Regions from separate parts of the Homo sapiens genome. Here region 2 is linked to region 1. A link is an interaction called in ENCODE POLR2A ChIA-PET data of the cell type or tissue named here. Cell type or tissue: PC-9. All regions are shown on one strand. Links, peaks and the distances in the headings refer to the core of each region. The heading gives the core; the rest is flanking DNA. Region 1 has its middle 42 kb from the start of ST8SIA6. Region 2 overlaps ST8SIA6 (ST8 alpha-N-acetyl-neuraminide alpha-2,8-sialyltransferase 6).

Region 1 (12,537 bases), core at 2,192-10,191:
AATTTTAAAAAGAACTAGGAGTAAAAGAAAAAATAATTTCAGAAATGAAGACCAAAGTAGGATGAGCTTAAGGACAAATAAACATCATAAGAAAAAAAGAGAAAATAGAATGAGAGGAAAATAAGAAATTAAAACAAAATTTTAAAAAAAGATAAGGGCTGGAGAAGCCAGGTGTGGTGCCTCACACCTGTAATCCCAGCACTTTGAGAGGCCGAGGCAGGAGGATTGGTTGAGGCCAGCAGTTCAACACCAGCCTGGGCAACATAGCAAGATTCTGTCTCTACAAAAATAAAAAACATATTTTTTAAAATTTTTGAAAATGGTTTGGAGAGGGAGTAATAGATTATTACTTATATATTAGCATACATGTAATAAGAGTCTCAAAAGAAGAAACTCAAAGCAAGGGGAATGAATGCAAACTGGAGCTATAGTTCAGAAAAATGTTACTGATATCAAGTAGATCTGAATCCACATCTTTAACGGGCACATGAGGTACCTCGGAAAATCCATTGATAGTGGCCAAAATGAGACTTTTTTTTAAAGTAAATTTATTGAACTGAAAGAAAAGGGAAAAACCAAATGAAATCTTTAGACATCAAAGTGAAACAACCAAGCCACTCATTAGGGAAAGAGACTAAGACGGACAGATTTCTCAACAGCAACATTTTATACCATAGGGCAATGGAATAAAGTATATTACAAACAGTTAAGAAAATGTAGTCAAGGCCGGGCGCGGTGGCTCGCGTCTGTAATCCTAGCACTTTGGGGGTCCAAGGCGGGCAGATCACCTGAGGTCAGGAGTTTGAGACCAGCCTGGCCAACATGGTGAAACCCGGTCCCAACTAAAAATACAAAAAATTAGCCAGGCATGGTGGCGCGCACCTGTAATCCCACTACTCGGAAGGCCGAGGCAGGAGAATCGCTTGAACCCAGGAGGCGGAGGTTGCAGAGAGCTGAGATCACACCACTGCACTCCAGCCAGGGCAACAAGAGCAAAGCTCCCTTCCAAAAAAAAAAAAAAAAAAAGAAAAGAAAATGTAGGCAAGAATTTTATACCCAGTCAAGTTTAAAGTCATGCACAAACTGTTAAGAATATGCCAGAACTCATGGAGTATTGTTCTCTGTGCCCTTCCTAAGGAACCTACTAGAAAAAGACAAACAAATGACCGAAGAGGAATTGGCATAAGGATCAGGTGGGCGTTGAATATATATATTTACCTGTATAACAATCATTACATGATGGATACAAGGGTGACCCTATAGAATGTAGTTGTTACACGATACAGTACTACTATAAACAATTATAACACAATTGCTTTTAAAAGCTATCTTTATAAAGCAAGGCAAAATGAAACGAATAAACCTAACTGTTCCACGAGTTGGTGGCATAAGCTCAGACGGAGGAAGTATTTTAATTAACTTTAAAATACAGTAATCTGAGGTTACATCCCTGGTAGTATGTACCATAAAATCAAACAAGCAGAAAGTCTTAAACTGTTTTTTTAGCATTCAAATTTCTACTAATACTATTGACATTGCTATTCTGAAACTATTACTTTGTTAAAATAGAGACAGGGTTTTGCTATGTTGCCCAGGCTGGTCTCGAACTCCTGGGCTCAAGTGATCCTCCTGCCTTGGCCTCCTAAAGTGCTGTGATTACAGGAATGAGCCATCATGCCTGGCCAAGCTGTTATATAATATATAAGAGAAATCAAGTAAATAATTATGTGCATGCTGTTAGGAACCAGGATTTTTCACTTGAGAAAAAAAAAGATAGAATCAAATAAATACATTAAAACTTTATAATCCTAAAATTTCGATTGGAAATGTAAATATGAACTAATAATGTAATTTTAAAATATATACACACATATATAGACTTCAGTTCTGTTCTTTAAAAGGGCTTACTAGGCCGGGCGCAGTGGCTCACGCCTGTAATCCCAGCACTTTGGGAGGCTGAGGCGGGTGGATCACATGAGGTCAGGAGTTCGAAACCAGCCTGGCCAACATAGTGAAACCCCACCTCTACTAAAAATAAAAAAAATTAGCCGGTTGTGGTGGCACACACCTGTAATTCCATCTACTTGGGAGACTGAGGCAGGAGAATTGCTTGAACCTGGGAGGTAGAGGTTGCAGTGAGCTGAGATCACATCATTGCACTCCAGCCTGGATTACAGAGTAAGACTCCACCTAAAAAAAAAAAAAAAAAAAGGGGGCTTAATAATAATAAAACAAGTAGCAGTGAGTACCCCTGGTGTCTACGTTGTGGAATATAAATACTATTTTGCACTAAAAGAAACTAGAGCTTCTTGGACAAATGGCTAATTGCAGGTGTAGGGCAAGAAACACACAAATATTTTGTAACGCCAAAATATTTGGCATTACAAATGCCAAAAATTTGTAAATCTTAAATATTTTGTGCCAAAACAAGCCTAAATCATCATGTCAAAATGCCTTAAGGAGTCAAATTGAAGAGTCTTCAACTAGCCAAATATGGGACCATTGGAATTTTGAAGGAATATTAACCACCCTTAATTGAAATATGCCAGATATGTCTCAATCCTTTAGTCAGTAATGATACTAAAAGACCTCACTGGTCACATATGGAAGATGCTAGGAATCAACTCGTTATTTTGAAAACTGATGCAGATAAAATGAAATCAAGCCATTATTTTGCCTTATATGTTTGAAGTGTACCTGAGACAGTAACTGATGAGGGAAAAATTTGGAAGCATTCTAGCTAATGAAGAAACGTGATAGACTTAGAATATTACTCTATTACTAACCTTAATGAAATAGTAAATCATTAATGGCCATTGATATCACAGAGAGCCAACCAGACATATATGCCTCTGATAGAAATATACAACCCCGCTTAGGAAATATTACCATCAAAAAATTAAACCAGACTGCTGAAGCAAGGACAAATAAACATCATAAGAAAAAAGTGGAAAATGGAATGGAAGGAAAAATAATAAAAATAGATTATTATTTATATATGAGCATATAGGTGATAGGAACCTACCCAATTTAAAGGAAATGCAAGGAAAAGAAACATGTTAAACCATACATATAGGGATGCAATCAGATAGTTTTAGAATATGGGAAGCTTGACAGAGAAGTGTCCTGCCTTCCTTAAAAAATAAGTTATATCGCTTCTCGGCCTTTTGGCTAAGATCAAGTGTAAAAAATAAGTTATAGGCCGGGCACAGTGGCTCACGCCTGTAATCCCAGCACTTTGGGAGGCTGAGGTGGGCGGATCACGGAGTCAGGAGATCGAGACCATCCTGGCTAACACGGTGAAACGCCATCTCTACTAAAAATACAAAAAAAATTAGCCGGGCGTGGTGGTGGGCGCCTGTGGTCCCAGCTACTCGGGAGGGTGAGGCAGGGGAATGGCGTGAACCTGGGAGGCGGAGCTTGCAGTGAGCCGCGATCGCGCCACCACTCTCCAGCCTGGGCGACAGAGCGAGACTCTGTCTCAAAAAAAAAAAAAAAAAAAAAAAAGTTATAATGAACAAAAAGAAGGGGAAAGATGAGAAATCTATAGATAAAAAGGAAAGTAAGAAAGAGACATATTAACAAATTGCAGTGTATGAACCTTATTTGTATCTTAATTCAAATAAGTCAACTGTAAAACAATTATGAGATAATCAAATGTAAACACTAGTTGAATAGCTTAGAATATTAACAAATTATTAACGTTTTAAAGTTTAATATTGATGCTCTGGTTATATTTTAAAAGCGTTCTTATGCTTTACAGATTCATACAAACATATTTTTGGAGCAAAGAATATCATAAGACTGTTTCAGATTTTAAAAATGAGCTTGCCTCAAAATAATCTGGTGAGGCAAGAAAGTATAAATGGACCAAAATTGACCTTGAGTTGATAATTGTTAAAATCGAGTGATGAGACTTGGGGTTTGTTATACTATTGTCTACACTTTTGTATATCCTTAAAATTTCCGGTCGGGGGAATTTAGAAAACACACATGGTTCTGCTTTTTTTGTTGTTTTTTTTCTACTCCAAATTTATCTCAACCAGTCAGTGCATCTACTATAAGTATGCTAGATTAACTTTTCAGGTTACCCAGCCGTTTGAAAATGGGCCCTAAGTTAAAAGAATAAATCAAACTCTAAAGGTGACATATTTCCCTTGATGCTGGTTTATATCATTTGTCAATGAATTTTAATAAACACTCAGTGACATACTGATTGCTTTATACTAAATAGGCAAAAGAGAAAATGGATTATACCACTGGCATGAATAACACCATCTATCAATGCTGTGTGGCATGGTGACATCACTTTTGAAATTATCCCATTTCTTAATAGATGAAAATATCTTTTGTCATTTAAAATTATTATCCTGCCTCGGCATTACACGTTCACCTAAACATAATTTATGAAAACCTCTACTTATGTAAGAATTTTTATTCCTGCATGTTTTTCATCTTTCAGTTTATTTTAACAAGGCTGCACCCGAGCAGGAAAAAGCTGAAATTGAACTTTGCATAGCTAAGTAGGAGGAAGAATGTTGTATTCTTCAAACTGGATTGACACAAAGTATTCCACATGATGCAAAAATTAATAAGAAGTAGCCCTGGGCTTTTCTTTCTTATAGCTGCATATTGCTTCTAGCTTTTCATTCTCTTGTTATTAATTGGTCACAAATCTTGTTTTAGCTATCTCAGTGTTCCTCTCAGCTGATTTTTTTCTTAACCAAAATAATATATCATCCTATTTTTACAGTACATGGCTAATTTAGGCAATCACTGCAGTTTTAATTAATGGATTATGATCAAAGTGTTCAGCTTCAAAACCCATTCTTTTAGGCCAGAAATAAACTTTACAACCAGTGATATAGTACAACAGTGGATCTGGACATCCGGAGGTTCACTGCCACATGGCATGTTCTCTTGGTCTCAGTTTCTCATTTCTCTAGGTCTCAGTTTTCCTCCTTCAACATTTCATTGAATAAATATTTATATACCTTCTAAGTGCCCACATTTGTGCTGAAGTTAGCAATACAGGGGTAAGTGTGATATCACCTCCTTACAGTGGTGTTTGAATTGACACCAGAAAGATGGTTAAGAGTTAGAAGAATGACGAGTCAAGGATAGGAGTGTTTTGAGCAAGGAGAAATTCAAAGGTGCTTAGGAAAAGGATGTGTATACAATGAGGATGTAGGATTTAGAATGAAGGAGGACTTTGGGAAGCCGAGGCTGGCAGATCGCCTGAGGTCAGGAGTTTGAGACCTGCCTGGTCAACATGGGAAAACCCCATGTCTACTAAAAATACAAAAATTAGCTGGGTGTGGCGGCACATGCCTGTAATCCCAGCTACTCGGGAGGCTGAGGCAGGAGAATTGCAGAAACCTGGGAGGGAGAGGTTGCAGTGATCTGAGATCGTGCCACTGCACTTTAGCCTGGGCGACAGAGCAAGATTCTGTCTCAAAATAAAAAAATACAATGAAGGAGGAAGATAAGAAAATAGGCGTACTTGCTGAATGATAGGATTAAACTAAATGACCCATTAGGTCCTTCCAGTTCTAAATGCTTACATAACTGACCAGGCATGGTGGTTCACTCCTGCAATCCCAGCACTTTGGGAGGCTGAGGGGTTCTGGATCATTTAAGCCCAGAAGCTTGAGACCAGCCTGAGCAACCTGGTGGAACCTCATCTCTACTAAAAATAGAAAAATTAGCCAGGCGTGGTGGCATGTCCCTGTAGTCCCAGCTACTCAAGGGGCTGAGACAGGAGGATCACCTGAGCCTTGGGAGGTCGAAGCTACCGTGAGCCATGATTAGGCCATTGCACTCCAGTCTGGGTGACAGAGTGAGACCCTATCTCAAAAATAGAATGAACTAAATAAACTAAACGCTTCCATAACTCTGTAGCAGTTGTTGAATCAGAGAATCTACATTATCCTCTATTACCACCAAGACCATTTGCAAATTCTTAGCCTCTATAAATCTCAGTCTTTTCTATAGAATTGTGACTATACTTACCTTAAGTTTGTTGTGGTGCTTAAATAAGATAATATGTTTAAAACCTGTGTCTGGTATAACCTAATCATTGTGTATAAATGGTAATAGAAATGTATAAATGGCATAAATGTATATAAATGGTAATAATCATTGTTAGCTTATATTTTACGTTACTCAAAGAAGCTTCTGCACCTACTACCTTACTTTATTTTTTTAAAAAAAAAGTCCTAGGAGAGACTCATGAGAGTGTTTATTACTCCTGTTTTACAAATGAGAAAACTTGAGCTCAAAGAGGTGCTTTAGGAAATGAATGGTGGAAATTGGTCTCTTGGTTTCCTGTTCAGCTCTTTTCTTCTCCCCATCCCATATTATTTTTCTATTTTAGCTTCTCTTTGAACAAGTAAGAAATATTAACACAGACTGGGGGCTTGTACAGATTGGTTTATCTTATGGCTGAAGATTTTAGGTTTTCCTTTGAGTCGTTTTTCTATTATTCTAACAGATCGATCTTATACAAAAACAGTTCGTCTTATGCTAAGCCTTCTTTTTGGAGTGTTAAGATTCTGAATGTCCTGTCACTCAATGACCTGTTAGGATGAAGACCAGTAAGTGTTTTTAATCATTTTTAGGAGCACCATAGTCTCTGCTCCGTCATTCTTCCATTACTTTAGATATGTGAGCTAAAGCTTTCTTTGCAAGCTATTTCTCAGGAAATCAGTAAAGCTTCCACTAGAAATTGCCTCAATTGGATGACATTTCTCAAATAAAAAGTCACACCATTTGGGACCATGAGCTCATCTTCCCTTGACAATTTAGGAGAAGTAGGCTCATTCCTGGCTTCGTTTTTACTTGAATTACAGATACGAAAAACCTAAAAGCTATTGCAACCTTTGGAAGTGGAGGAAAAGAGGAAGATAGACCCGAAAGAACTTGTTGTCTGCCAACATGTAAACACTTCAGAGCTGACCTGTCTATTATTTAAAACAGATTAAACAGAAGTTCTCCTCTTCAGCAGCTGTGCAGTCAGGTGTGTGTATATTGCAGCTTAGTTCTTTTCCAGGCAGAGTCTTTAGTTCATCCAGGAACAGGAACGAGACGTTTTCTGACAGAACTCGAACTGAAGGGGACATATAATTTATTGGTTTGCATAACTCTGTTAAGGAAATGTTTCTTCTGCTATTCACCTCCAATTTGGCTGGCTGTTAAATCTGTAGTATAGCTAAAGATGTTTTCTAAATATTAGATATCCATTTTGAGTGTGATAAGTGTCCCTTAATTTGTTTTGTTTTTTTTTTTTTTGAGACAGAGTCTCACTCTGTTGCCCAGGCTGGAGTGCAATAGTGCAATCTTGGCTCACTGCAACCTCTGCCTCCCAGGTTCAAGTGATTCTTCTGCTTCAGCCTCCTAAGTAGCTGGGATTACAGGTGCGTACCACCATGCCTGGCTAATTTTGTATTTTTAGTAGAGACGGGGTTTAACTGTGTTGGCCAGGCTGGTCTCAAACTCCTGACCTCAAGTGATCGCCCGCCTCGGCCTCCCAAAGTGCTGGGATTACAGACATGAGTCACTGTGCTCGGCTGGGTTGTTTTCATGATGGGAGGAATCTATCAAGAGAATTGGTGCTGCCCGCTGTCTAGTCATTACCACAGAGTACAGGGCTGTCAAAGGTCTTGTTTTAAGTCTGTTTCCCTGAAAATTATCCCTGGCCATTTGCCTTGAATAGTTACATTTCAAAAATAAGATCTTTATTGAAAAAAGCAAAGATAAAAGTGAGAGGGAATGAATACCAATGCCAGATATCACACTGGTAAAGATTCATAGAATAGACACGGTAGCACAACCATTGGTTTTGTAGGTTTCCTGACTCTTTTCATGGCCCTTGGAATGGTTTTTACCCTACAGCCAAATTTCACATTTAGGGTGCCATCATCAATAGGGTTCTTTGCTACAAGTCAATTAATTAAATTGGTGGGTTCTTTAATATTTTAGACACTATCAATTAAATATGCACATAATAAAAGGCCTATACATTCCCATGAAATACCTGCTAAAATGTTTAAAAACTGGCCGGGCGCGGTGGCTCATGTCTGTAATCCCGGCACTTTGGGAGGCCGAGGTGGGTGGATCACCTGAGGTCGGGAGTTCAAGACCAGCCTGACCAACATGGAGAAACCCCGTCTCTACTAAAATACAAAATTAGCCGGGCATGGTGGCACAAGCCTATAATCCCAGCTACTCAGGAGGCTGAGGCGGGAGAATTGCTGAACCCAGGAGGCGGAGATTGCAGTGAGCCGAGATCACGCCATTGCACTCCAGCCTGGGCAACAAGAGTGAAACTCCACCTCAAAAAAAAAAAAAAAAAAATTTAAAAACTGGTGATACCATGGAATACTATGCAGCCATAAAAAAGAATGAGATCATGTCCTTTGCAAGGACATGGATGGAGCTGGAGGCCATTATCTTTAGCAAACTAACACAGGAACAGAAAACCAAATAGTGCATGTTCTCACTTACAAGCAGGAATTAAATGATGAGAACACATGAACACCTAGAGGGGAACGACACACACTGGGGCCTTTCAGAGGGTGGCAGGTGGGAGGAGGGAGAGGATCAAGAAGAACAACTGATGGTACTAGGCTTAATACCTGGGTGACGAAATAATCTGTACAACAAACCCCCATGACACAAGTTTACCTTTGTAACAAACCTGCACTTGTACCTCTGAAAAACACAACTGGTGATACACGTTTCAAGTGTGTCTGTGTGTATCTATAGTCTTTCTGTGAGCTACAGAATGAGAGTAAGACTCCTCCTTGTCTATTTTGACCTCCCACTGTACCCTGACCAGGACCTGCTGTAACAAATTTCTTCTCTTTCTAGTCTACGCCTTTGTATCTCATTTACCTCTTTCTCCACATGATGCTTGAGGCACCATACCGACTCCACTTTTCTCAGTTTATTAAAATCTACTGGGCATGGTGGCTCACACCTATAATCCCAGCATTTTGGGAGGCTAAGGCAGGAGGATCACTGGAGGCCAGGAGTTCGAGACCAGCCTAGGCAACACAATGAGACCCTGTCTCTACAAAAAAAAAAAAAAAAATTTTTTTTAATTAGCCAGGCATGGCGGCACGCACCTGTAGTCCCAACTACTTGGGAAGAGGCTGAGGTGGGAGAATTACTTGAGCCCAGGAGATCAGGGCTACAGTGAGCTATGATTGCACCATTGCACTCCAACCTGGGTGACAGAGTGAGAACCTGTCTCTGAAGAAAAAAAGAAAAATCTGGCCAGGCACGGTGGCTCACATCTGTAATCCCAGCACTTTGGGAGGCTGAGGTGGGTGGATCACTTGAGGTCAGGAGTTCAAGACCAGCCTGGCCAACATGGCGAAACCCTGTCTCTACTAAAAATACAAAAATTAGTCAAGTGTGGTGGCATGCGCCTGTAATCCCAGTTACTCAGGAGGCTGAGGCACGAGAATCGCTTGAACCTGGGAAGCGGGGGTTGCAGTGAGCCAAGACTGCACCATGGCACTCCAGCCTGGGCAACAGAGTGAGACCCTGTCTCAAAAAAAGAAAAAAGAAAAATCTACACAAATGTGCTCCTTCTATTACTAAAACCAGGATCAAATGACTAATTTTATTTGACTGTATGTGATAACTGCTTTCAAATTCATGACCATCATTCACTCTGCTTCTCCTTAGGAAATTTTTGTCTCATGGGTGACATATGTTTTGTAGGAGTTTGTGTTTTCCTTTTTGCTTTGGCTTCCTGGATGCTCAGGGTCAAACTTGTAACCCAATTTAGTAACTCCAATGGCCTTATGCCTTGCATTGCTGCATAATATGTTATTTCTTCTTCTTTTATTTATTTTTTTTTTGAGACAGAGTCTTGCTTTGTCACCGAGGCTGGAGTGCAATGGGCTCAATCTCAGCTCACTGCAACCTCCACCTCCCAGGTTCAAGCGATTCTCCGCCTCAGCCTCCTGAATAGCTGGGATTACAGGTGCACACCACCACGCCTGGTAATTTTTGTATTTTTAGTAGAGACAGGGTTTCTCTGTGTTGGTCAGGCTGGTCTCGAATTCCTGACCTCATGATCCGCCTGCCTTGGCCTCCCAAAGTGCTGGGATTACAGGCATGAGCCACCACGCCCGGCCCATAATATTTTCTAGTTTGTTTTATCTTGCTAATGAATGTAAATTTTTCTCTGGCCTTGATTTTTTAAATTACTCTCATATTATATATAGCTTTTAGACCCTCATCAAAATTTTTGTAGAGTAAATGAAAGTATACACATATGTATACATATAAATGCATATTATTTATATGTGTAAACTTATACATATAAATAAGTCCTTCAGTTATAGAATGCTGTTGAGAAAATCAGAGGTATTTTTAGGAGGGTACAACTAAGACAAAAGATTAATGCCTCTTTAGGAAAATACGCCTGAAATAAAATAACATCATGCCTAATAATTATCCTCTAGTTATTTTCCTGCAGCCTTACCACACTAATCCATCTATCGTCTTGAAATTATCTGTCTTAAACACAGATTAAATCACATTACTTATATAATTTACATAATCATAGTACTTACATAATTATCTGTCTGAAACAAAGATTTAATCATATTACTTTTCTGCTCTGGAACCTTAGATGACACGATTACAGAATAAGGGCTGAATTCCTAGGCATGGCATTCAAAATCCTTATAAGATACCACCCTCTTGGCTCGGCGTGGTGGCTGACGGCTGTAATCTCAGCACTTTGGGAGGCTGAGGTGGGCAGATCTCCTGAGATCAGGAGCCTGGCCAACATGGTGAAACCCCATCTCTACTAAAAATACAAAAAATTAGCCAGATGTGGTGGCGGGCACCTGTAATCCCAGCTACTCAGGAGGCTGAGGCAGGAGAATTGCTTGGACCCGGGAGGCAGAGGTTGCAATGAGCCGAGATCACACCATTGCACTCCAGCCTGGGCAACAAGAGTGAAACTCTGCCTCAAAAAAAAAAAAGATTCCATCCTCTTACCTGTTAAGCCTTTGCTCTCTTCCTAGATCTAACGTATTCTCCTCGCAAAAAAATTTGGACTACGTGTTTCTGGACATGACCTGCCCTTTTTTCTCCATCTTTGAGACTTTTCTTCCTCCCCTTTTTCCAAAGCCCACAGAAAATACCTCTTGCCTTCCTTCCTTCTGACCTGACATACTTCCCAGCCTGGGTTAATTTTAAGAACATCAACATGTTAATGATCCTCTTAATGAACATATGATTTTAGAACAACATAACAAACTGGTGTTCTCTTTTGTATTGACATTGAAAACCTTTTGTATCATCACTTCTTCCCAAGCTCACCTCAAGAAGTCTATCTTTTAGCCCAACATGTTCTCCCTTCTGTGACTGGTGCTTATTCTCTAACATATTTGGAAGCAATAGACCTTAATAATTGAGAGGTGTGGCTGTGAAGTTAACTCAACTTGGGTTCAGCCCACTTACTTCACCTCATCTGCAAAATAAGATGATAACACAGAAAACTTTAAAATACATCCATAAATTATTTGACAACGCTCTCATGAAGAGGCAGAGTCTGTGTGCCCTCCTCTTGAAACTAGGTACACTTGTGGCTTGTTTGTAAACAATGAAATGCAGGAGAAACGACACTCGGTAACTTCTAAGACTAAGCAAAAAAAAAAAAAGTTACGCAGCTTCTTCCCTGTTCACTGAGATATTCACTTGTGGAGGCTTAAACTAGCATTTAAGAAGTCCAATTACTCTGAGGCCACCAGGCTATGAGGAAAGCTAGGTCATACAAAAAGGCCCTTGGCTAAATGTCTGGTAGGAAGCCTCAACTGAATTCCCAGCCAACAGCCAGCATCCATTGCTAAGCATGTGACTGAAGACCTGTCCAGGTGATGCCAGCCCTCAATTGTGAAGTTCCCACTTGTTCATTGAGTCTTCCCAGTTGAGGACCAGCCTTCATGGAGCAGAGACGAGCCATTTCTGTTTTGCTCTGTCCAAATTCCTGAGCTACAGCCTGCAAGAACATAATAAAAGAGTTTCTTTAAGCTACTAACTTTGGGGATAACTTGTTATGTAGCAAAAATAATCAGAACAGAAATTTCACACCTAGAAATAGAGTGCTACTATACCAAAAATCTAAAGCATGAGGCGTTGACTTTGAAACCACTGTCTAGCAGCAGCTGAACGGGCTTTGAGGAGACTGTTATCATCTTAGGCTGGAGAAGGCTGTTGGTGGGGACTTGCAGACAAGCAAGGAAAATGTCATTAGAAGCTGGAGGAAAGCAAAATCATTTTGCCTAGTGGTGAAAGTCTGGCCACACTGTCACATGTGGTAATGTGAAAAAAACAGAAAATGTTGGATGAAAAATGTGGTACATATACACCCTGAATACTACTCAGTCATTAAAAGGAATGAAATCATGTCTTTTGAAGAAACTTGGATGGAGCTGGAGGCCCTTATTCTATGGAAGTAACTCAGGAGTGGAAAACTAAATATCGTGTGTTCTTACTTATAAGCGGGAG
Region 2 (12,537 bases), core at 2,447-10,446, 150 kb before region 1:
GCCACCCTGTCTATGCCATTTGATGATAGCAGCCCAAGCTGACTGAGACAAAGACCGATACATAGAGCAATTCAGCCCACATTCACTGAGCAGCCAGCGGTGATGTCCATGGCCCAAGGTCATGGTATTACAATTTGCAAAGTATTAAATACAAATATGAATAAAACATGGATGGGGCTTGCCCTCTGGGAGCTTACGTGTATTAAGAGAGACAGACACAAAGCATCACTGGCATTTAAGTATCATTTCACTATCATATGAGGCTATGAGAGCAGCACAGGGGAGGGGCACTTAACCAGTCTGGGAGTTAGGGGAGATTTTGTGATGGAGCTGTTAACACCGAACCCAGCGCACAGAAGGCACTTGATAAATATTTCCTCATTGAATGAATAAACTTGTGTTTGAGGATAATTCTTTGGGTCATATAGGATGGATGGCAGTGGAAGGAGATCAGAGGGAAGAAAGCCAGCTGGGACATGGCTGCGAGGTTTTTACTAGAGTCACCTAATTAAAGATTAAAAGGGCCTACATGAAACAAGTAATTTTAAAGTTGAAAAGAGGAGGAAGGAGACTTGTGATATATTTAGTAGGTGGAAAGAACAGCCTGGGCACAGTGGCTCATGCCTCTAATCCCAGCACTTTAGGAGGCCAAGGCGGATGGATCACGAGTTCAGAAGTTTGAGACCAGCCTGGCCAACATGGTGAGACCCCCTCTCTACTAAAAATACAAAAATTAGCCGGGCATAGTGGTGGGTGCCTGTAGTCCCAGCTACTCAGGAGGCTGAGGTGGGAGGATCGCTTGAACCCAGGAGACGGAGGCTGCAGTGAGCTGAGATCGCGCCACCATGCTCCAGCCTGGGTGACAGAGACACCCTCTCAAAAAATAAAAATAAGAATGACAAAGGCAGCAGGGCGTTATGATAATGGCTCAATATGAGATGCTCTTCTTGGTCTTCCCCTAAACCTCAGTACTCCCAGAGCAAATCATTCCTTTCGCAAATATTCATCAAGGGCATCCCGGGTGCCTTGCACTGTGCTAGGCTCTGGGGATATGCCAAGGAATGACCCAGACCCCCAGCCTGTCCTCTTCTTGCTCCTGGGACAGCACAATGTAGATGAGAAGCAGAAGGTGGAAGAAGCCTCTGAACAAGGTAACAAAGGTGAACAACGGTTGTTAACTATGGTCCAGGAAGAAAGGTCAGCAAGATAGAGGGAATCTTTTCTCTACAAAGGGTCACTGAACCACAGGAAGAAAAATCAATAGACGGTTGTGCAAGCAAAGAACAATTTGATTCTCCCCTAGAGAGCCACAGAAAATATTGTATTCGTAAGCTCATAAATGTTTGAAAAGGTAATAGAAAACTATTTAATGAGCTCAGAAAATAGTTTCTAAATTTCAGCTCTGATGTTATTGGTACCTGCAGAAGAGAGGTGGAGAGGTTAAAGAGAAAGAGCAAACTAAGACTGCAGAAACCAAGGGAAAAGAAGAAGAAACAGGTGAACATTGCACAAAACAGAGGAGGAAAGAAAAGTAATGGGCACATGAAATAAAACACAGAAAGAGAGCCCTGAGAAAAACAGAAGAGATGAAGACAGAAGGCAAAAGACAGTCATCCACAGAAACCAAGGATTATAGAGACACATGAAATAGACAGATAGAAATGCAAACACGTGATCAGAGGAGCAGGTTTACACAGATAGAACGTTCTACAGAAAGTGCCCGGAAAGAGAGACGCCAGACAGTGGCTCAGATAGGAGCATAAAAAGGGAAACGTATTTGAAGCTCATGTCTATAGATGCATAAATAATAATAATAAATACATGCATGGCTTGTACTGTCTCAAGCACTCTTCCAAGCACTTTATATATTATTTAATCCTTATAAAAGCCTTATGAGGGAAGCGCTATTATCATCCCTGTTGTTGTCCCCATTTTTCAGATGTAGAAGCTGGGTCAGAGCGGTGAAGTTACTTGCCTGAGGTCACACAGCTAGCTAATGACATGACTGAGACTTGGACACAGGCAGTCTAGTCTTAATAGCTGTGTGCTCTTAATACTGCCCTATATCCCTCTAATTATTGTCTAATATATGCACAAATAAACCATGGCAAAGATGCACAGAGGGGGAAAAGTCAAGAAGAAAGCCCACACAGTCACTGTCACAAGACATGAATAAACTCTGTTGTATTAGTAAGATTTCACGCTGCTAATAAAGACATACCAGAGACTGGGTAATTTATAAAGAAAGGAGGTTTAATGGATTCACAGTTCCACGTGGCTGGGGAGGCCTCCCAGTCCTGGCAGAAGGCCAGGAGGAGCAAAGCCACATCTCACATGGTGGCAGGCAAAGAAAGAATGAGAGCCAAGCGAAACCACTTGGGTCTCTTTTCTTATAAAACCATCGGATCTCATGAGACTTACTCACTACCATGAGAACAGTATGGGGGAAACCACTCCAGTGATTCAATTATCTCCCACTGGGTCCCTCCCACAACATATGGGCATTAGGAGAGCTATAATTCAAGATGAGATTTGAGTGAGGACACAGTCAAACCACATCATCTGTCCTTCGTGGGAAAATATCTACACCTTTGGAAATTTTGGAAATTGTGATTAAATATTCTTAAGCTGTGCTGAATGTTCCCAGCTATATTCATAAGAAAGGAGGGAAACAGTGTCCAAATCCCTCCCTCGCAAGGGCCAGGGAAGACCCAGCCAGATACAGGTTAAGGGGCTGCAGGTTGGAAACTGGAGTGCACAGAGTCAAGGCTAAGGGTGAAAATCCATGCCCAGGCAACAGATTGCTTGGGGCTGGGTGAACCAAGACAAACTCCTGCAAGAAAGATAGGATATCTTTTCACGTGGACATGAATGGATAAACAAATCAAGCACTTAGTACTATTCTTACTACTAGGAATGTAACAGAAAAAAAGACAGAGAACATCCCATCCCATGGAGAACTCTTAGCTAGTGGGAGAGAGACAACAGCAAACAATTAGAACACGGTGCCGTCAGTCTACACTGCAGCAGGGGGAGGAGGAGGGAAGAGCTGGGCTAGGCCAGGCCTACTATATACCTCTGAGGCATCACAGAAGGAGCTGCAAGGGGTGAGACTGCAGCACAAAGGCCCACTTCCTCTTGTGACAACAGTGGACCTTTGAGACTGAGATGCCTGGAGCATTTCAGGTGCTGCTCTGAGTGGGACAATCCACTCCCTAATCTTGTGTTTATATTTTGCTGGTTCTGTAATTAAAGCAAAGTACAAGCAAGTTTGGCTGAGTACAAATCCACAATCATGCAAGCCCAAGGAACTGGGCCAGGCATGGCGTCAAGAGCACGTTGGAAGGTACCTAAGCCACCCAAAGTATGGGGACTCAGCTCCCCAGAAGACACAAAGCTTAAGCTGAAAACTTAAACAGAACTAGCCAGGTGAGGCAGGAGAAGGAGATGGAGGGGTAAAGACTGTTTGAGAAGCAGGAAGGAGGGAATGTGAAAGCCTGGAGAAGAGAGAGAGAGCATAGAATGTGCAAAATTCTGAAAGAAATCCTGTGTGGCTTGGCAGATGGAGAACTAGGTGGAGAATGCTGGAGAACTATAGCAAGAGTCTTACAGGCATCACAAAATCAACAATGTGGCTTTCTTCTATGGGAGAGGGCAAAGCATTGAAGGGTCTTATTTATGGAAGTGACACATGGGATATGCATTTTAGGATGTGCACCCTGGCTTCAGTGAGGATAGATTAGTGGGTCTGCAGAAAGATCCCACTAATCAGTTAGAAAGATAGGCAATGACACAGTGTTGCAGTGGCCACCATCAACTCTTTCTCTCCCTACATGCACATGACAAGAAATGAAACCTAAAATTCCTCCGCTTGAATCGGGGCTGGCCTTAGGAAGTGCTTGAACCAGTAGAATGTGGCAGAAGAAGTGACATTCTGGGATTTCCAATGCGAGGTCATAGAAAGTGTTGTGGCTTCTGCCTGGATCTCTTGGAACGTTCATTCTCTGGACACTTCCCCAAGGAATCCAGCCATTCCCCAAAGGAATTGAGCCTTCTTGAGCTGCAAGAAGCTCAAGTCACATATGGAGGTTCCTTTGAAGATCCTTTAGGTGGCAGCTCTAGCTGAATTCCTAGTAAGCAGTCAATGGTAACTTAACTGACATGTGAGCGTCACATCTTGGATGTCCAACTCAGGCGAGCTCTCAGATGACTCCAGTGGACTGCAACCCTATGAAAGCCCTCCATTAAGAGTTCCCTGGGCTGGGTGTGCTGGCTCACATCTGTAATCCCAACACTTTGCTGAGGTGGCAGGATCGCTTGAGCCAAGGAGTTGCCTGGGCAACATAGGGAAACCCCATCTTTACAACAATTTCAAAAATTAGCTGGGCTTGGTGGCATGCTCCTATAGTCCCAGCTACTCAGGAGGCTGAGGCAGGAGGATTGCTTGATCACAGGAGGTCAAGGTTGCAGTGAGCTGTGATGGTGCCACTGCATACCAGTTTGGGTGACAGAGTGAGATCCTGTCTCAAAAACAGTAACAACAACAACAAAAAAATTCCCCAGCTGAGCCCAGGCAGCCCACGGAACTGAGAGAGAATATGAAATCACTGTTTTAAGCCATCAGTTTGGGGGCAGTTTATTATGCAGCAATAGATAACCAACATGCCAGTTAAGAGAGAACAATAGCTATGTGTGTCTGGGCTCTCCAGAAAAATACAATCAACAGTCTATCATCTATCTATCTATCTTATATCTGTATTATCTATCTATGTATGTCTCTATGTATCTTTGTATCTATGTATTTATGTATCTATCTATCGATCTATCGAGACTTAAGAATTGGTCCACACAATTGCAAGGGCTAGCACATCTAAAATCTGTAGGGTAAGCCTGCAGGTTGGACATCCAGGCAGGAGTTGATTCTGCAATCTTGAAGCAGAAATACCTCTTCTCTGGGACACCTCAGTTTTTGCTCTTAAGGCCTTTAATTGATTGAGATGAGACCCACCCACATTATCAACGGAAAGCGCCTTTACTTAATGTCAATTGATTGTTGACGTTAACCACATCTACAAAATACATCACAGCAACACTTAGATTAGCATTTGATTAAATCACTGGGTACTATAGCCTAGCCAAGTAGACACATACAATTAGCCATCCCAGTAACCCAGACCAGAGATGGGTGGTGAGATTGCAAAAGGATAGATTTAAAACATTAGGGTGTGAGACTTTAGCAAAAGTTTGGCGATGGACTAGAAATGGACACTGAAGGAGAAGACAGCAAGGGTCATGCAGGGCTTTCTGATTCAGGCCACTGGGAGAAGGATGCTGACTTCTCTGACACACAGAGTAGCGTAAACGAGAGGGGAGAGGGCAATGATAATAATGAAGGTGGTGACCTGTTGTGGTTTTAATTCATGCTAAGACTTGTAAAGAAAAAAAAAACGGGATCACGTTGCAGAATCGGAGTGAGATTGTGAAAAAGCAGGACTGTGAAATCTTTGGAAAGAAGTAAGGGGTGCACCCATCCGGCTGCCTTCAGGTGCCATTTGCAATGAGCATAAAGCTGTGACAGAAGTGACTTGCAAGGATCCCTCCAGGGGTCTAATTGCAAGAGTGTCCTTTGCCTGCCAAAGCGGGTGGATCACGAGGTCACGAGATCGAGACCATCCTGGCTAACACAGTGAAACCCTGTCTCTACTAAAAATACAAAAAATTAGCCGGGCGTGGTGGCACGTGCCTGTAGTCCCAGCTACTTGGGAGGCTGAGGCAGGAGAATCGGAGGCTGAGGCAGGAGAATCGCTTGAACCCGGGAGATGGGGGTTGCAGTGAGCCGAGATTGCGCCACTGCATTCCAGCCTAGGCGATGGTGAGACTCTGTCTCAAAAAAAAAAAAAAAAAAAAAATTAAAGCTGATTGTGAATTGCTAAGTGTGAAAAACACAAGTTCTAAAAATACAAAATCAACAGTTAAGATGAATGTTAAGATTTCAGAATATATTTTAATTTGCAGACAAAAAAAAAATCTAGGTCACTGCTATTATTGTTCAATGTGTGAAGAAGAAAATGTAAAGAAACCAATTTTCGTTGACGGATTATAAACTTTTATTCAGTTAGATATTTTTAGGGAAGGAAAAGGGAAGAGTAGGAACCTTTTTTTTTTTTTTTTTGCAGACTTTGGCAACATATTGAGAGCCTGAATTAACACTGAATCCTATGAAAACAGTTTTGTAATTATAATGCTGAATCAGTCTTATGTGTAATTACACCAATATGCTACTCTGTGAAACATTTCTTAAGGGAAATGTTCGTGGTATATTTTGTATTTATGCCACTGTCTTTTATAAAAGGTCTCATTATTTCATGAACTTCAATTTACCAGGCCAAGTCCTAACTGTAGGCTTAGGCAAGGGCCAGCAATGCACGTATATTTCAAGGAGCTTCGTCTGTGCTCTGAGAAACTGTGTCTTGCACAGGTGGAGAAACAGGTAGGCAGTTCAGTTCTGCTCATGGCCATTTAGTGAGGCGGGTTCACATACCTAAAGGGGCCCTAACTGCTCCCAGAAAGCCAGCGCGCATCTCAGGCATTGTTCCAGGACGGCTCCCACGGTTCGCTGTGGAATTCATCATCTTCCGCTTTTTGGCTTCAGTCCCACACTCAGCTTCTGTTTTTGCCTGGCCTCTGGGAACTGCTTTTGGCTTCTGGCTCCCTTCCAAATCCTAACTTTTCATCTATGCCCTTAGGCTTCACCCAGCAGAATCTCAAATAAGAATGATCCTTCCTACCCTGGGTTCCTCAGCCCTTACTTAGCCCTAGTCAAGGGCTAAGTAATCGGGGCGGGGCGGGGCGGGAAGCGTAACTCTTGGCTCTGCCTGTACTCGAGCTGATTAATTTTCAGGGAATTCAGAGCGATTCCTGATTAGACCTCAGAGCACGTGGTTTGACCGGCCATCTGGAAAGGGAGGGACAAGCCACAGACAGTTCATATAAAGGTAAATCCTTTTCTACGGAAAATAATGCACAGAAAGACGATAACCTAGAAAGTTGAAGTTTAATACTTTCTGCTTGGTGTGACCTACTTTCCATCATGAAAAGACCAAAGAAAGTTCAAACAGAACGAACTGAACAGGAAGAGTTGGTCCTTACCAAGAACGTGGTATAATCCATATGAAATGATCACAAAAGCAAAACTGGGGTTTATAATTGTTTACACATCCCCCTAGGCAGAGGACTGGAACAGAAACTATTATAGCATTATTGCTCCATCACAGACTTGCTGTATTTATTGCAGATACCAAGAGTTTAAACTAGTTAGTAAAATATTAATTGTAAGCCAGAAAAATGATATTAAACTGGAAATAATCAGAATAGCTACCATGTACTGAGATTCTAATATATAACGGACTCTGTACTGAGCATTTGACATATTGAATATTCATAAAAACTCACAGAGGTTAAGTATTGCTCCATTTTACTGATAAAGACACTGGCTAGGAAAACTGGCTTAGCCTAATAAGAATAAAGACGTTGCCATAAATAACCAGCGGCAAAGGTAAAATGCTGCCTTTAAGATGTTCTAGTAGTAACTTATTCACTTACAGGGGAGACCAAATTTAAAAGAAAATGAAAGATTAGGGATAACAAACAAGAAACATCAATAATAAAATGCCTGAAACAAACAAGACACATGGAGTCAACTTAAAGCTGAGCCTAGAAACCAGACTGTACTCCCCAGCCCTTTCCAACTCCTAGTTCCTATAGTGAGTCTTGACCTATTTTCTGAACCACCTAGAAAGATCCTTTGTTCTTCCTGATGCATTACATAAAACACATGACTCAGATTAACCAGGTCTGTAAATTAAATAAACACACACACACACACACATACACACACAAATGAAAATGTATTAATCGTGGCTAGTGTAATGAAGGTGAATTTCAGGATAATACATCAGCAATGACTTAATCAGGTTGTCCAGGGAAGGCTTCCTTGAGGAAGGGATAACTGGTTCTAAACTGGTTGGGACAGGGGTGGAAGTGGTTGGAGCGATGTGGCCAAAGTCCGTAGTCCCTCCAGTTATTGGGCAAGAAGTAGATGAGAAGGATTCATCGTGGTTCATGGTGACCAGTTTGAAGGTCATGGAATAAGTAGAAGGTACTATGAAAGAGTAGGTATAGACAGCTCCTTCCAGGATTTGGCTGTGTCGTGGAGGACAAAGCATCTTTGAGTATTTAAGAAATGAAACAAAAAATAAAATCGAGATGGCATGCTGACATACTGTGATTTTAGAATCGACTGGCTCACAATGAATGCTTGCTTCACACCAAAGGAGTAGTTTATGTTATTAAGAAAACAGTGATCTAGCCCCAGCTACTCAGAAGGCTGAGGCGGGAGGATCGTTTGAGTCCAGGAGTTCGAGACCAGCCTGGGCCACATAGTGAGACCCTATCTCAACAAAACAAAACAAAACAAAAATGATCTAAGAAATCCAGTGATTTAGGGATTCCAAAGGCAGGAAAACATTCCATTTCAGCCCCAATAGATTGGAGGAAAATTAAGAGCTTCAAATAGACACCACCTTTTTTTTTTTTAGCAACACTTCTATACCTCAGTTAAAATAGAGTTGTCTATTGAACTAGCCACTTGGTACATTGGGAAAAATCCCAGCAACCTACAGGGGAGCTGTCTGTAGTCTGTGTGATCATCAGGCTGACATCACACTGACAGGTAAGATACGGCCATTGATAGTTATCCCTGCTTCAGGTTAATCCATGACACTAATCTCAGAGTAGAGTTTGATCTTCAAACTAGGGCTCCCTCAAAAAATTGGGAAGGTGGCATGACCTGTACATTTAGAATCAGAAAGTCAGACATCAGTGATTGCCCCTTAATGAATCTAGTGAGATACAAAATGGAAGACATGGTATTCAGAAAAGCCAAGAATATTACGAGACCTCAATAACTGGAGAAGCCTCATTTCATCATCTTGCCACTTTTCCCTTTCCCTGAAACTGCTGAGTGTTCCCTGCCCCCACCCCAGCATCTCTCTTCTAATTGCTCTACTGGGCTTCTCAGTCCATGTCTTCATCACTTCACACCTGGCCTAGTGCAGAAGAGGCCACCTGTCCTATCTATCCTGCACAAGTCTACTGCACTAATCATTTTGACATGTGATGGCAGAGGCAGCAATGGATATTGAGAATTCCAAGACTAGATATCCAGTTCCTTCATTTACTAGTGATGACACCTTGGAAAATTCATCTCAATTCTCTGAACCTCTACCTCTTCATTTGTTAAATGGGGTTAAAAAAAAAGTTAAATTTCTTCCAGGATAAAAGTAAAAAAAAATTTTAGTACTGTAACCAGGACATCTATATTTAACCTTCATTTTATGTTAAATTATTCCACCATCACATACTAGATGAAACCCAAACTCCTAGGGCCCCACATAACATGACAGCTAAAGAAAGAAAATGAATAAATACCCAAAGGAAATGAAATCAATATGTTAAAAAGATACCTACACTCCCACGTTTACTACAGCATGATTCACAATAGCCAAGATGTAGAATCAGCCTAAGTGTCCATCAATGGCTGAATGCATAAATGAAATGTGGTATATATACACAGTGGAATAGTATACAGCCTTAAAAAATGAGGAAATTCTGTCATTTGCAGACAACAAGAATAAACCTGGAGGACATTATGCTAAGTGAACTAAGCTAGGCACAGAAAGACAAATACAGCATGGTCTCACTTACATGTGGAATCTAAGAAAGTTGAACTTATAGAAGTACAGAGGAGAATGGTGGTTACAACAGGTTGGGAGGAGATGATGGTCAAAGGGTACAAAGTTTCAGTTGGGCAGAAAGAATACATTTTTCAAGATCCATTGCACAACATGGTGACCATAGTTCCTAATAATGTATTGCAGATTTCAAAACTGCTAAAAGAGCAGATTTTAAATGTTCTCACTAAAAAAAAAAATGTTAAGCATATGAGCTGATGGATATGTTAATTAGCTTGATATAATTATTCCACAGTGTATGCATATATCTAAACACCATATTTTATTCCATAAATAGATACAATATTCATCAATTAAAAATAAACATTTAAATTTAAAGGAATAATAAGTAAAACTCTTCAAAAAGTCCAAATTCAATCAGCAACTCAGATGTCTAAGTTTTTCCCTTAACAGCTAATGCGTACATTGATATTGTTCAGTTTGTAAAAGACCAGCTCATATATTTGAGTAGAGTGTCAGAACTAACGCAAGGTAAAATGAAATATAAAAGAATATGATGATTAAAGCAAAGGATAGGAAGTCAATTGAAATATAAACTCATGAGTGAAGGAACAATGTTAAAACACTGGAGAAAGATCTATCTACTTTGATATTGTACCAGTGTAAACAATGTAATGTACCAATGAAGACATGGCAAGCAATGTTGTAAGGAAAAGAGAATTTGAAACACAAGGCAGGCTGAAAGGGAGCGTATTTGACATGTGAACATAAAAATATATAGCTAATATTGAGTACAACTTGGGAGATAAATTTTGAAGTAGAATTTAGAAGACCAGTGAACCCCACGTGAGTTCCATATACTTTGATGGCAAAGTTTATATTCTGAAGACCAAGGAGAGGAGCTAGTCCCTAAATGTGCAAGAGTTAGTTTCTGTTATTAAATACGGAAGAAGTAATGACATGGTGTGGTTTCTGTTGCTTTTTCTAAATGCACAGGCATGCTGTATGGTAATGACAAATAGAAGATGATATGACAGTATATTAATGCTGAAAAATGGTCTTGATGCAGAGGAAACAAAGAAAAAAGCTTTTTCAATCTGACAGCTGACCCAAATCACCTATCATAAAGTACACACTTCTTAAATTAAAAAAAAATAAAATATGTATTGCTTTCAGCTGTCAATGTAGTCACCCTGTATGAATTGTAAACAGCAAACATTTAGAGGCTCAGAAAAATGAACTTAGTCTTGTATTATTGAAAGAAGCCCCTAGCAGAGATGATTTTTGGTTTTCTCCAAGAACTTTGTCCTACAGAACAAAATGCCTGGGACATAATAAGGGTCAATAAATGTTAATTGAATGAAAAAGTGTAAGCTCACAAAACACTTACCAAAGTCAGACAATACTGTTGCTTTTGCAGAAATAGTTCAGAAAATAAAGTGAAAACTTTGTGGTAAAACTAAGTGTGATTTTCCAGTTTTATGATCTAATGCAAAAATTTGATTAACTTATCCCATCTCTTTTCATAGTTTATATCGTTTCACAAAGTTAAATCATTAAATGGTATGGTTTGAATAATGTAAATGTCATATAGCTGAAACAATTAACATAGGTGGTAGATATGCAGGTGTATTTTGTTTAACACTATTTTCTTCAAAGAACATAAATAAAAATGAAAGCAAGATGGTGACTGTTATTTTAGAAATATCAATTAATCTACAAATACAGCACTGGAATCTTTTCTCACATATCCAACACAAGAAAGACAAAGGAATAACTTCCAAGAAATTTTAATCAAACCTGAGGGGATAATACAAGATTTAATAAAATTGCCACAGTGTAATAGTTATCTGTAACAAAGTAATCAGGCACGAAATACCTGTTTTACAAGTCATTTGAAAGGTATCTCATTTGCATGAGTCATAAATGTGTGGGTTGACATAATAGCACTGTTTCCTGCCACTAAGTTTTCAGTAAATATGTGATTGATAATATTCAGTCATCTTGGATTCCAGCTCATCTCTTTGAAACCTGACGATGTCTATAAAAATCAAATGGTATTAGTGGCTCCAAAAGAAACTAAGAAACAAAATAATAGTGTGTGTATTTCGGGGTTGGGGGCGGGAAGAAAGTAAAATAGAAATTAAGGACTGTTACTGTGTACCTATTAGTTTTCTGTAATTGGCTACAGAAATGAATACAGTTCTTTTAAGTTAGAAAACTATTCAAGAAAGCTAATGCAGTAATTACCATGCAAGTTACCTAGGGAATCTAAGACTAATTACTGGAGCTCAAAGATCTGCGGGGATAAAACCTGCTTACCAGAAGTTTCCAGAGCTTCACAAAGAAGCCTTCATGGGTGAAGCAGAAGAACTGGGGAAGGAGGACTAGAGGGCGTCTCATATCATGTTTAATTTAAATTTAACCATCTCAATGTTATTCTCAAATAGCTGAGTGTCACGCTCAAGCAAATGATTATCCATCAGTTTTCTAAAAATCAGAGGGAGAGACTGTGAAGAGCAATAATTTCTTAGACTGAAATCCAGGTAGATTTTTCACAAATTATTCTGTGCATTAGCTTGTCCTTGGAGGGAAGGGGGTGGGGACCTCTTATAGGAGAATCAATCAAGCTTTTAAAAGCAGAAAAGGCAGACACCTCAACATTGTTGACTTTGTACTGCTACACCTAAAAGAAATTAGATACCAAGAAAGAACAGAGAGCAGGACATCTTCAACTCTTACTTAAATCTCTCTTTAACTGAGTTCAACTAGTATCTCACAAAAT

The links. Peaks named below come from ENCODE experiments on the same cell type or tissue, not always from the same donor. Only the 100,000 strongest peaks of a DNase experiment are listed, where the experiment ranks them.
Region 2: POLR2A ChIA-PET joins it to region 1 with 6 read pairs; 3 of 35 experiments call an interaction of 5 or more read pairs at or near these places.

Annotation. Positions count from the first base shown.
Region 1 is chr10:17,490,805-17,503,341 of GRCh38, forward strand. No RefSeq gene overlaps it. Among named protein-coding and RNA genes, the nearest start is that of ST8SIA6, 42 kb to the left of the region's middle. In PC-9, for the core only: no CTCF peak of the experiment used is centred there; no DNase peak of the experiment used is centred there.
Region 2 is chr10:17,342,067-17,354,603 of GRCh38, forward strand. All of the region lies in intron 4 of ST8SIA6 (ST8 alpha-N-acetyl-neuraminide alpha-2,8-sialyltransferase 6), which reads right to left. Among named protein-coding and RNA genes, the nearest start is that of ST8SIA6-AS1, 39 kb to the right of the region's middle. RefSeq lists a silencer at 2,231-2,431. In PC-9, for the core only: no CTCF peak of the experiment used is centred there; a DNase peak (open chromatin) is centred at 6,745; H3K4me3 peaks cover 675 bases; H3K27ac peaks cover 2,616 bases.